Linked DNA regions of Homo sapiens: region 2 is linked to region 1. Evidence: chromatin loops called from intact Hi-C (ENCODE). Cell type or tissue: CD4-positive, alpha-beta T cell. All regions are shown on one strand. Links, peaks and the distances in the headings refer to the core of each region. The heading gives the core; the rest is flanking DNA.

Region 1 (5,615 bases), core at 2,030-4,529:
TCAGAATTCTGCCTTCCAAATAGATCCTCGGTGGAGCTTACATGCCTGGGCGAGCACCAGCCTTTGTTTAAAGGCAACAGAGAATGGTGTCCTGGCTCAGATCTCCAGCAAGCCTCCACAATGATGGTCCAGTATCTGAAGCCAGGGCCAAGGCAGCAGGAGCTTTGGGTGCACATGGGGGCTTCCCCCACTTTGAAGTGAGTCATCACATCCGTATTAGAACCTAGCTGTTGCTTAGGCAAAAATGAGGATTTAGAAGAAGATGGAGAGAAGAGGAGAGTTAATTTAAAAGTACTTATATTCGGCCGGGCATGGTGGCTCATGCCTGTAATCCCAGCACTTTGGGAGGCTGAGGCAGGCAGATCATGAGGTCAGGAGATGGAGACCATCCTGGCTAACACGGTGAAATCTTGTCTCTACTAAAAATACAAAAAATTAGCTGGGCGTGGTGGCCGGCGCCTGTAGTCCCAGCTACTCAGGAGGCTGAGGCAGGAGAATGGCATGAACCCAGGAGGCGGAGCCTGCAGTGAGCCGAGATCTCGCCATGCACTCCAGCCTGGGCAACAGAGCGAGACTCCATCTCAAAAAAAGAAAAAAAAGAGAAAGTACTTATATTCATTCCCTAGGGCTGTCACAACCAAATACCAAAAGCTGGGTGACTTGAAACCAGAGAAATTGATTGTCTTGTGGCTCTGGTGGCCAGCAGTCTCAAACGGAGGTGCCACCAGGGCCACGCTCCCTCCTGCACTTGTCGGGGAGTCCTGCCTTGCCTCTTCCTAGCTTCCTGTGGTCTCCTGGCAGTCTTCAGTGTTTCTTGGTTTGCATACGCATCAGTCCAATCTTCCATCCAATCCATGGCCTTCTTCCCTGTGTCTCTGTGACTCGGCGTGTCCTCTCCTCTTTTATAAGGACACCAGTCATTGACTTAGGCCCTCCCTACTCCAGGATGACTTCATCCTAATCAATAGCATCTGCAATAACCCTATTTCTTTCTTTCTTTTCTTTTCTTTTCTTCTCTCTCTCTCTCTTTCTTTCTTTCTTTTTTGAGACGGAGTTTCACTCTTGTTGCCCAGGCTGGAGTGCAATGGCGCGATCTCAGCTCAATGCAACCTCCATCTCCTGAGTTCAAGCAATTCTCCTGCCTCAGCCTCCCGAGTAGCTGGGATTACAGATATGCGCCACCACACCCAGGTAATTTTGAATTTTTAGTAGAGAAGGGGTTTCTCCATGTTGGTCAGGCTGGTCTCAAACTCCTGACCTCAGGTGATCCTCCCGCCTTGGCCTCCCGAAGTGCTGGGATTACAGGCATGAGCCACCACGCCTGGCCTGCAATAACTCTATTTCTAAATAAGGTCACATTCTGAGCTACTAGAATTTAGGATTTCAACATGTTTTGAGGAGGACTCAATTTAACCCATAAGAATACTATGTGGGCCACACATGCTGCTTCACATCTGTTATCCCAGCACTTTGGGAGGTTGAAGCAGGAGGACCATTTCTCAGGGCGTAGGGGGACACCAGGTGCATAAAACCACAGCGTTGACTGGTGTGGGGGCTCACACCTGTCTGTTTGGGAAGCTAAGGCAGGGCGATCACTTGAGCCCAGGAGTTTGAGGCCAGCCTGGGTGACATAGTGAGATCTCACTTCTAAAAAAAAAAAAAATTTAGTTAGCTGGGCATGTTGGTACCCACCTACAGTCCCAGCTACTCAGGAGGCTGAAGCAGGAGGGTCGCTTGAGTCCAGAAGATCAAGGCTGTGGCGAGCTGTGATTGCACCATTGCACTCCAGCCTGGGCAACAGAGCAAGCCCTGTCTCAAACAAACAAACAAAAAAAATCATCTCGCTTGTCTTCTGATTCCCTGAGCTGTCATAGAAAGGAAGTGAAGCAGTGAAAGCATCCCCCCAAAGGGACTTTTCAAAACCAGCCTAAGCAACATAGCAAGACCTTGCCTTTAGAAAGTATTTAAATTTGAAGGAAAAAAAAAAAAAAAAGCAGTACTATGGCACAGAGTTGACAGCTACAGGTATGGCTACATCCAGGTCCTAAAACTATATCATCAGAATGACCCCTCACCCTCCCCCCGCTTTCCATTTTACTTTCTTAAGCATGAACATGAAATTTCCAAGATTGTTTCTCCTTTGGCTAATCTGCTTCTCAGACCCAATCACTGTGGCCAGGGTGGTGGAAGGATACTGACATCCAGGCTGGGACCACATGCCCCAGCTCCAGATCAGGGTGGGGAATGGCCAGTCGCACACATGTCGTGGGGAACTAGTGACTCCTCGGTGGAAAATCGGGGACTGTCATTGGAGAGGAGCGATAGAAGAAAGGCTGAAGCAGTGCAATGTATCTCCTGCACCAGCCTGGGCCTTGATGTCTTGAGTACTGATGACCCAGTACTCAGTCTAGGGCAATCCCAACTCCATCTGCGGGGCTGCCTACAGTACATGGACCCCCTCACTGGATTTGCTGACCACACGTGCAAACAGCCACTTCCCAGCCCCACTCCCCGCAGTCCCCCTGAACCCTGTCAAAATTCCCCTCAGTTCTCACCAAGATTAAAAGCAATGCTGAGGGTGAGCGGCTCATTCTGCTAGTTTAACTCTCTCGATTCCTTCCCTCTCCAGAACTCTGTACTTACTGCTCCGTCACTGGTAATGACAGTGAACATCTTCACAATCTCAGGTTTTATTGCAAAGTGATTGAGGACCAGTTAGAATAAGTTATGCTACAGAAACTAAAGAAATCCCGTCAAACAAATGGTATGTAATAGAAAGTCTTAGGGCAGTCGTGTATATTTTCTCCCCCAATGAATCAATTGAAAATGAGAAGCTGTTACCGCCATGTTCCGGGCAGAAGCTATCAAAAGTAAAAGCCATGATATTATAATTTGATGATTTTTCATCCGTCAAATGGATATGGCCCAGGGGTGAAAAGTGGATGCTGCGTAACTAGATGATGGTCAAGAGTTATAAAAATGAGGTCCTCTCTGTTCAACATTTCTCCTTTCTTGAAAGGATACTCAATGTCATGCTCAGGGCCTCTAATGGCCAGAAATAAAGTTCCTCCCAGTTCCAGAGCAACCCAGGACAACCCCAAAACCAGAGCAACTGTTTATTGCCATGTAGACTATGTACTGTGCAATTCCTGGGGTGGCATTTTCATAAATATGTGGGTGGCGCCCCCTGGAGGTATGCAATGCACAACTTGCACAAATGGTAAGTCATCGTATCCCAAAGTCCACAAAGAAGAAGTAAACAAAATTCCCATCGACGTTGCCATCAGTCATGAGTCTGCCTTTTCTTCATGGGATAGTAGCAAAAACTATTTGGCCAAGTGTGCTTGGATGATCTCTAAGATGGAATCAGGGTCTCTCACTTTCAGCACTATTGACATTTGGGGCTGGATCATTCTTTTGTCTTAGTGGGAGTTGTCCGGAGCATTGTAGGATGTTTAGCAGCATCCGTGGCCTCTACCTATTAGCTGCCAGTAGCACCACCTCCTCCAGCTGCAACAACCAAAATTGTCTCCAGACATGGCCACATGTTCTCTTGGGGGCAAAATCACCCCCTGGTTGAGAAGCCCTGAAGTAAAGACATAATACGCAGATCACATGTAAGTAAGAGAGCCTAAGGGCCACACAGGTGATGCTGTACCCATGACAAAGCAGAGTCTTAAAGAGGTTAGAGAGGTGGAGAAAGAGAAAAGAAATGAAGTCCCAGCTGCCGAGAGCAACAGATGCTGACTAGATGTTGTTGATAGTCATCTTTAAACTGAGTTAAAAGATGCTGAGAAGCCATCAGCTCCCATCCTGCTCTCCAGGGACAACGCTGCTGAAAAAGGCCTGGAGATCAACAAAGCCCCAAACACAGGTGCACTGAGCAAAGAAACCAGAGATTGAGACAAAAAAGACACTCCCTCAAAGACTACTCATTTCCAAGAGGGGAGAAAAAGTGGAGTCATGAAAAACAGTTGAGGCTGGGTAGAGTGACTCGCACCTGTAATCCCAGCACTTTGGGATTACTCCCAGGCTGAGATGGGAAGATTGCTTGAACTCAGGAGTTCAAGACCAGCCTGGGCAAAATAGCAAGACCTTGCCTCTAGAAAAAGGGAAAAAATTAGCCAGGTGTGGTGATACATGCCTGTGGTCTCAGCTACTCGGGAGGCTGAGGTGGGAGGATCGCTTGAACCCAGGAGGTAGAGGCTGCAGTGAGCTGGGATCGTACCACTGCACTCCAGCCTGGGCTACAGATCCTGTCTCAAAAAAGAAAAAAATTAAACAAAATTAAGGCCGGGCACGATGGCTCATGGCTGCAATCCCAGCACTTTGGGAGGCCAAGGTGGGCAGATCACGAGGTGAGGAGATTGAGACCATCCTGGCTAACACGGTGAAACCCCATCTCTACTAAAAATACAAACAATTAGCCGGACATGGTGCTGGGTGCCTATAGTCCCAGCTACTCTGGAGGCTGAGGCAGAAGAATGGAGTGACCTCGGGAGATGGAGCTTGCAGTGAGCCAAGATCACACCACTACACTCCAGCCTGGGCAAAACAGCAAGACTCCATCTCAAAAAAAAGAAAATTAAAAAATTTTTTGAGACCAAGTCTCACTCTGTCACCCAGGCTGGAGTGAAATGGTGCGATCCTGGCTCACTGCCACCTCCGCCTCCTGGGTTCAAGTGATTCTCATGTCTCAACCTTGTGCCTCAACATGACTACAGGCATGTTGTCACCATGCCTAATTTTTGCATTTTTAGTAGAGATGGGGTTTCACCACGTTGTCCAGGATGGTCTTGAACTCCTAGGTTCAAGCACTCTACCCACCTCAGCCTCCCAAAATGCTGAGATTACAGGCATGAGCCACCGTGCCCGACCTCTAACTTTTCATTATGGAAATTTCCCATATACACAAAAAGCAGGGAGAGAATTATACCATGAACCCCCATGCACCCATCATCCCACTGCAAGAACTTGTCAACATTTCTCCAATCTCATTCCAGTTCCCACTTTTCTTTTCCTTCTTGCTATTTTAGGATATTTTAAAGCAAATTCCAGACATTTCATTTCACCCACATCCATAACACACCCGGGTGCATTCTTGATGTAAGGGTTTTGTTTTGTTTTATAACCCCCATACCATTGCCACAGTTAATAGATTTAACATGAAGAAACTAAGATTCCTGCAGGTGGAGAAAAGATCTAATTACCACATTAAAGCTTCTCCTACTAGCGCTTCTCAGATCTGAACGTGTATGCAAATCACCTGGGCATCTTGTTAAAATGCAGATTCTGGCCCAGGAGGTCCTTCCGGTGAGCGCTGAGAGTCTTCAATTCCAAAAGCTCCCAGGTGATGCAATGCTAAGGGTCCATGAATCACACAAGAGGAAGGGTCGGCCAACACTCACAACAACTGGGTGCAAAGTCCTGACTGTTCCTGACCGCAGGGCCTTCAGTGAATGGGGAAGCTGGGGACCATTTGGCAAAGAAGGGAGGTTTTTCGTATCTGCTCCAGGCCTTGTAGAACTGCCAGGGAATAACAGACACAAGGTCAGCAAAGTCTAACCAACAGCACGAGTGCATTCATATTCCACAACCACTGCAGCAAAGAACCA
Region 2 (5,615 bases), core at 1,663-4,162, 380 kb before region 1:
ATGAAAATAGAAGCACAGCTTATCAAAATTTGTGTGACGCAGTGAATTAAATCCAAAGCAAAGAAAAAAGAGGAAAAAAATAAAAATTTTAAAAAGAAATCAATAGAAAAAAAAAATCAACAAAACCAAAAGATGGTTCCCTGAAAAAGAAAAAAAAAACAATAAAATTGATAAGCCTTTAGCCAGGCTAACTAAGAAAAAAAGAGGACACAAATTACTAATGTCAGAAAAGAAAGACAGGACATCACTGCAGATCCCATGGACATTAAAAGGCTAATCAAGGAATATTATGAAGAACTCTATGCCTGCAGATTTGATAACTCAGATGAAATGGACCAATTCCTTGAAAGACACAAGCTGCCAAAACTCACACAAGAATATACAACCTGAACAGGCTTATCTTTAGTAAGTAAATAAATAATAAACTTCCAAAACAGAAAATATCCAACCCATGTATGTTCACTGGTGGGTTTTGCCAGACATTTAAGAAAGAAATTACACCAATTTTATACAATGTCTTTCAGAAGATAAAAGCACAGGGAATACACTATATGTCATCAGGAAAATGCAAATTAAAACAAGGTACCACTACAAACCTCTTAGAGTGGCCAAAGCCCAGAACACTGACAACATCAAATGCTGACAAGGAGTTTGAACAATATGAACTCTGATTCATTGCTCATGGGAATGCAAAATGGCATAGCCACTTTGGAAAACAGGTTGGCAGTTTCTTGCAAAACTAAACCACAAGATCCAAATGAGTTGAAAACTTATGTCCACACAAAAACCTGCACATGGATGTTTCTAACAGCTTTATTAGTAATTGCCTAAACTTGGACGCAACCAAGATGTCCAGCAGGTAAGTGGATAAAGAATCACTGGTCCATCCAGACATTGGAATAGTATTCAGCACTAAAAACTATCAAGCCATGAAAAGACATGGAGGAAACTCAAGTGTTTATTGCTAAGTGAAAAAAGCCAATCTGATCACTGTGGCTCTGATTTTCATTTCTCCAATGATCAGTGATCTTGAGCTTTTTAAAAATATGTTTGTTGGCTGCATAAAAGTCCTCTTTTGAGAAGTGTCTGTTCATGTCCTTTGCCCACGTTTTAATGGGGTTGTTTTTTTCCTTGTAAATTTGTTTAAGTTCCTTGTAGATTCTGGACATTGGATTCCTCAAAGACCTACAACCAGAAATACCATTTGACCCAGCAATCCCATTACTGGGCATATACCCAAAGGAATATAAAAAAATCTATTATAAAGATATATGCACACATATGTTCACTGCAGCACTATTCACAATAGCAAAGACATGGAATCAACCCAAATGCCCATCAGTGATAGACTGGATGAAGAGAACTGGTACATATACACCATGGAATACTATGCAGCCATAAAAAGAAATGAGATTATATCCTTTACAGGGAAATGGATGAAGCTGGAAGTCACTATCCTCAGCAAACTAATGCAGGAACAGGAACCCAAACACCTCATGTTCTTACTTATAAGTAGGAGCTGAACGATGAGAACACATGGACACAGGGAGGGGAACAACACACAATGGAGCCTGTTGAGGGAGGGTGGGGTCAGGGAGGAGAGCATTAGGGAAAAGAGATAACGCATGTTGGGCTTAATACCTAGGTGATGGGTTGATAGATGCAGCAAACCACCATGGCACATGTTTACCTTTGTAACAAACCTGCACATCCTGCAATGTATCCTGGAGCTTAATTAAATTTTTTAAAAAAGAAAAAAAGGGCAGAGCACAAAGGATCTGTAGGTCAGTGAAATCATTCTGATACTATGATGGTGAACACATATCATTATAAATTGTCTAAACACATAGAATGGACCACATGAAGAGTAAACCCTAATGTAAATTATGGACTTTGGGTGATGATGTGCCAGCGTAGGCAGGTTCATCAATTGTGACAGATATCCCACGCTGATAGAGGATATTGATAATCAGGGAGGCTATGTATGTGTGATAGAGGATATATGGGAAATCTGTCCTTCAGCTCCGTTTTGCTGTGATGCTAAAACTGCTCTAAAAAAGTCGTCTATTTTTAAAAAGGAAATAACCATAAGGGTCAGGATAGTAGTTACATAGGATGTGGGGGGCAGAGAGAAAGGACTGAAAATAAACTCATTGTAGATATGTTATTATCAACATTCCAGTTTTCATGTGGTAGAGGTTTATGGTTTATTATTAACAAATAAGCAAATAAATAGAACCTCTTGCAAGGACCCATAAATGAGTATGTAATGAACTGTGGGTTAGAATTAACCCAATTCTATGTACCTGAAATCCAATAAATGTATATTTTTAAAAAACTCAAAATTTTTAGAATTAAATACTGTTGAAGGAAAGAGATCAGGCAATTAAGCCTCCAGTTCATTTAAATGCTGACAGCAGGTATGAAACAATTGCAGGGAGTATTTGTCCCACTGAGATGGTCATCTGTAATAAGTTTTGTATTAGTGTGGCAGGAAACAAGGAAGTGAAGAGCATATTTTGATCAAAAGAACCTTCCTTGAGCCCATAATTTTTCATGGTGTACTGCAGAACCCAATTAAAGGAACTCAAAGAAATAAATTTTTTTTTTTTTTTGAGACGGAGTCTCGCTCTGTTGTCCAGGCGGGAGTGCAGTGACGCGACTTGGCTCACTGCAACCTCCGCCTCCCGGGTTCACGCCATTCTCCTGCCTCAGCCTCCTGAGTAGCTGGGACTATAGGCGCCCACCACCACACCCGGCTAATTTTTGTATTTTTAGTAGAGACGGGGTTTCCCTATGTTGGTCAGGCTGGTCTGAAACTCCTGACCTCTTGATCCACCGGCCTCGGCCTCCCGAAGTGCTGGGATTACAGGCGTGAGCCACCGCGCCCAGCCCAGAAATAAAATTTCATCAATGAAAAACCACCTAGCAATAACCATAATCTCTGTGGCTGACACTTCTTAGTTGTTCACCAAAAATTAGTGCTGCCCATTCCACATTGAGAAGTTGTCACTGAGCCATGGCGGCCAGCAGGGGGCTATATTTTCTAGCTCCACTTGCAATGGCTAAATGAGTGCCAGCCAATGCAACCTCAGCAGAAATTCCCACAGGGGGCACCTCAATCTTTCTTCCCCTTCTGATTGGCTGGAATGGAGACAATCTCAAGCACCAAATGTTGAGGATGGCAAGGTTACTCTCAGCATGGGGACCTGAATGGCTGTGTGGACAGGGGCCACCCCATGAATGTGTTTACAGACCTACTTCTGTTAAATCAGTAATAATTTAACTTACTATTGTGTGTGCATCAGTATACATTTTTAGGTTTATTAGCTACAGCAGCAAGCATTACCCAATGTAGCCTCTAGCACCTATGATTGTAGGATAGCATGAAATAGTAGAGATAGGAGAGAAATTCTGAGCAGGGGATAGGAGGTGTGGGACAAATTCGAGGCACAGGCAGAATCACTCCACTGAAAATGACTTGGCAATACTGAGCTCACACTCCAATTATACTAGGATCCACCTGTAAGGCTGTGTAGGCTAGTAGTTAAACTCATGGATTCTGGCATCAGACTGCCTAATTAAAATCCTAGTTCTATAGCCCACAAACTGCATGACTAGGCAAGTAATTTAATTGCTTTGAACCCATTTCTCATCCATAAAATGGTGTTAGTAACCACATCCACTTCAAGGAATTGTTTTGGGGGTTAAATGAACTGATGTGTGTAAACGAGTTGGCACAGTATCTTCTTTGCAGCAGATACTAAGTAAATGTTAGCTGTTGTCATTATTTTTATTTTTGTTGCCATCTTTACAATGGGACAGCTTGTGAGTAACCTAGAAAAGGCACCGCCTGGCAAGGAACTTTATTTACTCTCTCTCCTAAAGTCTTTCCTTATCACATTTTCAACTCTTAACATGTCTACAGGCTTGTATAACATTTGCTTAGGTATAATATTTTGCAGATTTCCAAGTCTTTTCACAGCCATTATCTCCCTGAACCCTGAGAGTACCCCTGTAAAGTAGGTATAATTTTTTATTCATTTTTTACAAGGGAAACATCTAAGTCTTGGCAAAGTTGAGCATTTCCTCAGGTCACAGCCAGTCCTGCTGATCTGAGTCCAGTGCTTTTTCCACTATATCATATTGCTTTCCTTGAGGCAAAGCTTTGCATGCTATCCAGTTCTCTGCAGATGAAGGAATTTTATCTAATGTGTTAGAATGTACCAGATAATCTGTGTGTAATTATCTTTCACTGGAAATTTCTTTAAGTTGTCTTCTTTCTCAATGAATGGATACCAACTGCTGTGAATTTCTGCCATTGACAGCTAATCCCATTAAGTCTGAATAGAGGCTCTGTATCTCCAAGTTGCTGTTTTTCTGTATTTGACCAAGATACAAAAGGGCAGCCATACTGACACAATTTATAACGGCCAATAATGACATCAGCTAGTCTGAAATCTGTCCAGCAATACCCAAAGGACTAGAGAGGTAATAAAATATTTGGTCACTGATAAAATATTCATTACAGCTAAATCAAAAGCATGCATGGCAGGAAAAATGAGGTTTAACTGGTACTCTTGAATATCCCAGCAGCTAAGCCCAAAGTAGACATTCAACAAATATCTGCTAATTGTTGACCACCTAAGTTTTAGGCTTGGAAAAGCAAAACACAACTAAAGAGATTCACACAGGGTAGCATTTGAAAGCTAGCATGGATTTTCTCTATTAGCTCAAGTATTAAGTACCTTTGAAAAATAGTCTGACCTTGCATTGAGCAAACTAAGTAGAGAGAAACTCATAAGATCCCTGGGCTGACTGGCTACAGTTGGTGGGGTGTGGGGGTGTTTCTGGAACGAATAACAGCTACTACTGAGCACTACTAAGTGCCAGCCATTATTCTAAGAGCCACACTTAATTGTCTCAACAACCCGATGAGTACCAGACCCACTTTACAGATGAGATTGAGTTAGAGGGTTAAGTAGCTTGCTGAAAGTCACACAGCTATTAATTGATAGAGCTAGAACAAACTAATCAATCAAATGTGAATGTAGTGTCCCTAACTGTGTTAAGGGAAACAGACAATCTAATTGCTGAGCTGTAACAAATACACTAAAAAATAATTAACTGTTAAATAATGCACAGTTGAATATGACTGCCATCTCAGTAAGTGGTACCACTACTCACCAAGTTTCCTCAGCTAGAAACATAGGAATAATTAACTCATCTCCTTTCACATCCCTGAGCAGACACTGTTAGTTTTACTTAAAAAAATTAGATCTCAGATCCAGCCATTCGTCAATACCTTTTTTACTTCCACCTTAATCTAAGACACTATCATCTCACCTGAATTCTAGCAAAAGCTTTCTAATTGGACTCCTTGCTTCCACTCTGGCCAATTACATATTATTCAAGTGTGCTTCATTTTAAACTAAAAATGAGATAGTTTCACATCTACTCAAAACCCCTTTCCATGTTCATCAGGGCCTTCCATGGTCTAGGCCCTATTAATCCTCTGACTTCATCTCCTTCCTCTCTCTCACCACTCCAGCTGCACTGATTTCACTTTTCCTTGAACAGGACATGCTTGTTCTACCTGAGGGCCTTCACAGTTT

What was found. A loop is a pair of places that touch in the nucleus more often than their neighbours do. Peaks named below come from ENCODE experiments on the same cell type or tissue, not always from the same donor. Only the 100,000 strongest peaks of a DNase experiment are listed, where the experiment ranks them.
Region 2: it touches region 1 in a loop (12-fold over the local background); 9 of 110 quality-filtered maps call a loop at or near these places.

The regions. Positions count from the first base shown.
Region 1 is chr3:130,153,235-130,158,849 of GRCh38, reverse strand. It overlaps LOC107986131 (a long non-coding RNA gene), which reads right to left. Exons shown (of 2, transcript XR_001740905.2): 1 at 5,267-5,615; 2 at 3,103-3,586. Among named protein-coding and RNA genes, the nearest start is that of LINC02021, 44 kb to the right of the region's middle. RefSeq lists an enhancer at 5,037-5,615. In CD4-positive, alpha-beta T cell, for the core only: a CTCF peak has its summit at 3,198 (motif pointing left); no DNase peak of the experiment used is centred there.
Region 2 is chr3:130,536,633-130,542,247 of GRCh38, reverse strand. The region is part of intron 1 of COL6A6 (collagen type VI alpha 6 chain); the gene reads right to left. Among named protein-coding and RNA genes, the nearest start is that of COL6A6, 22 kb to the right of the region's middle. RefSeq lists a silencer at 3,012-3,081. In CD4-positive, alpha-beta T cell, for the core only: a CTCF peak has its summit at 3,022 (motif pointing right); a DNase peak (open chromatin) is centred at 3,047.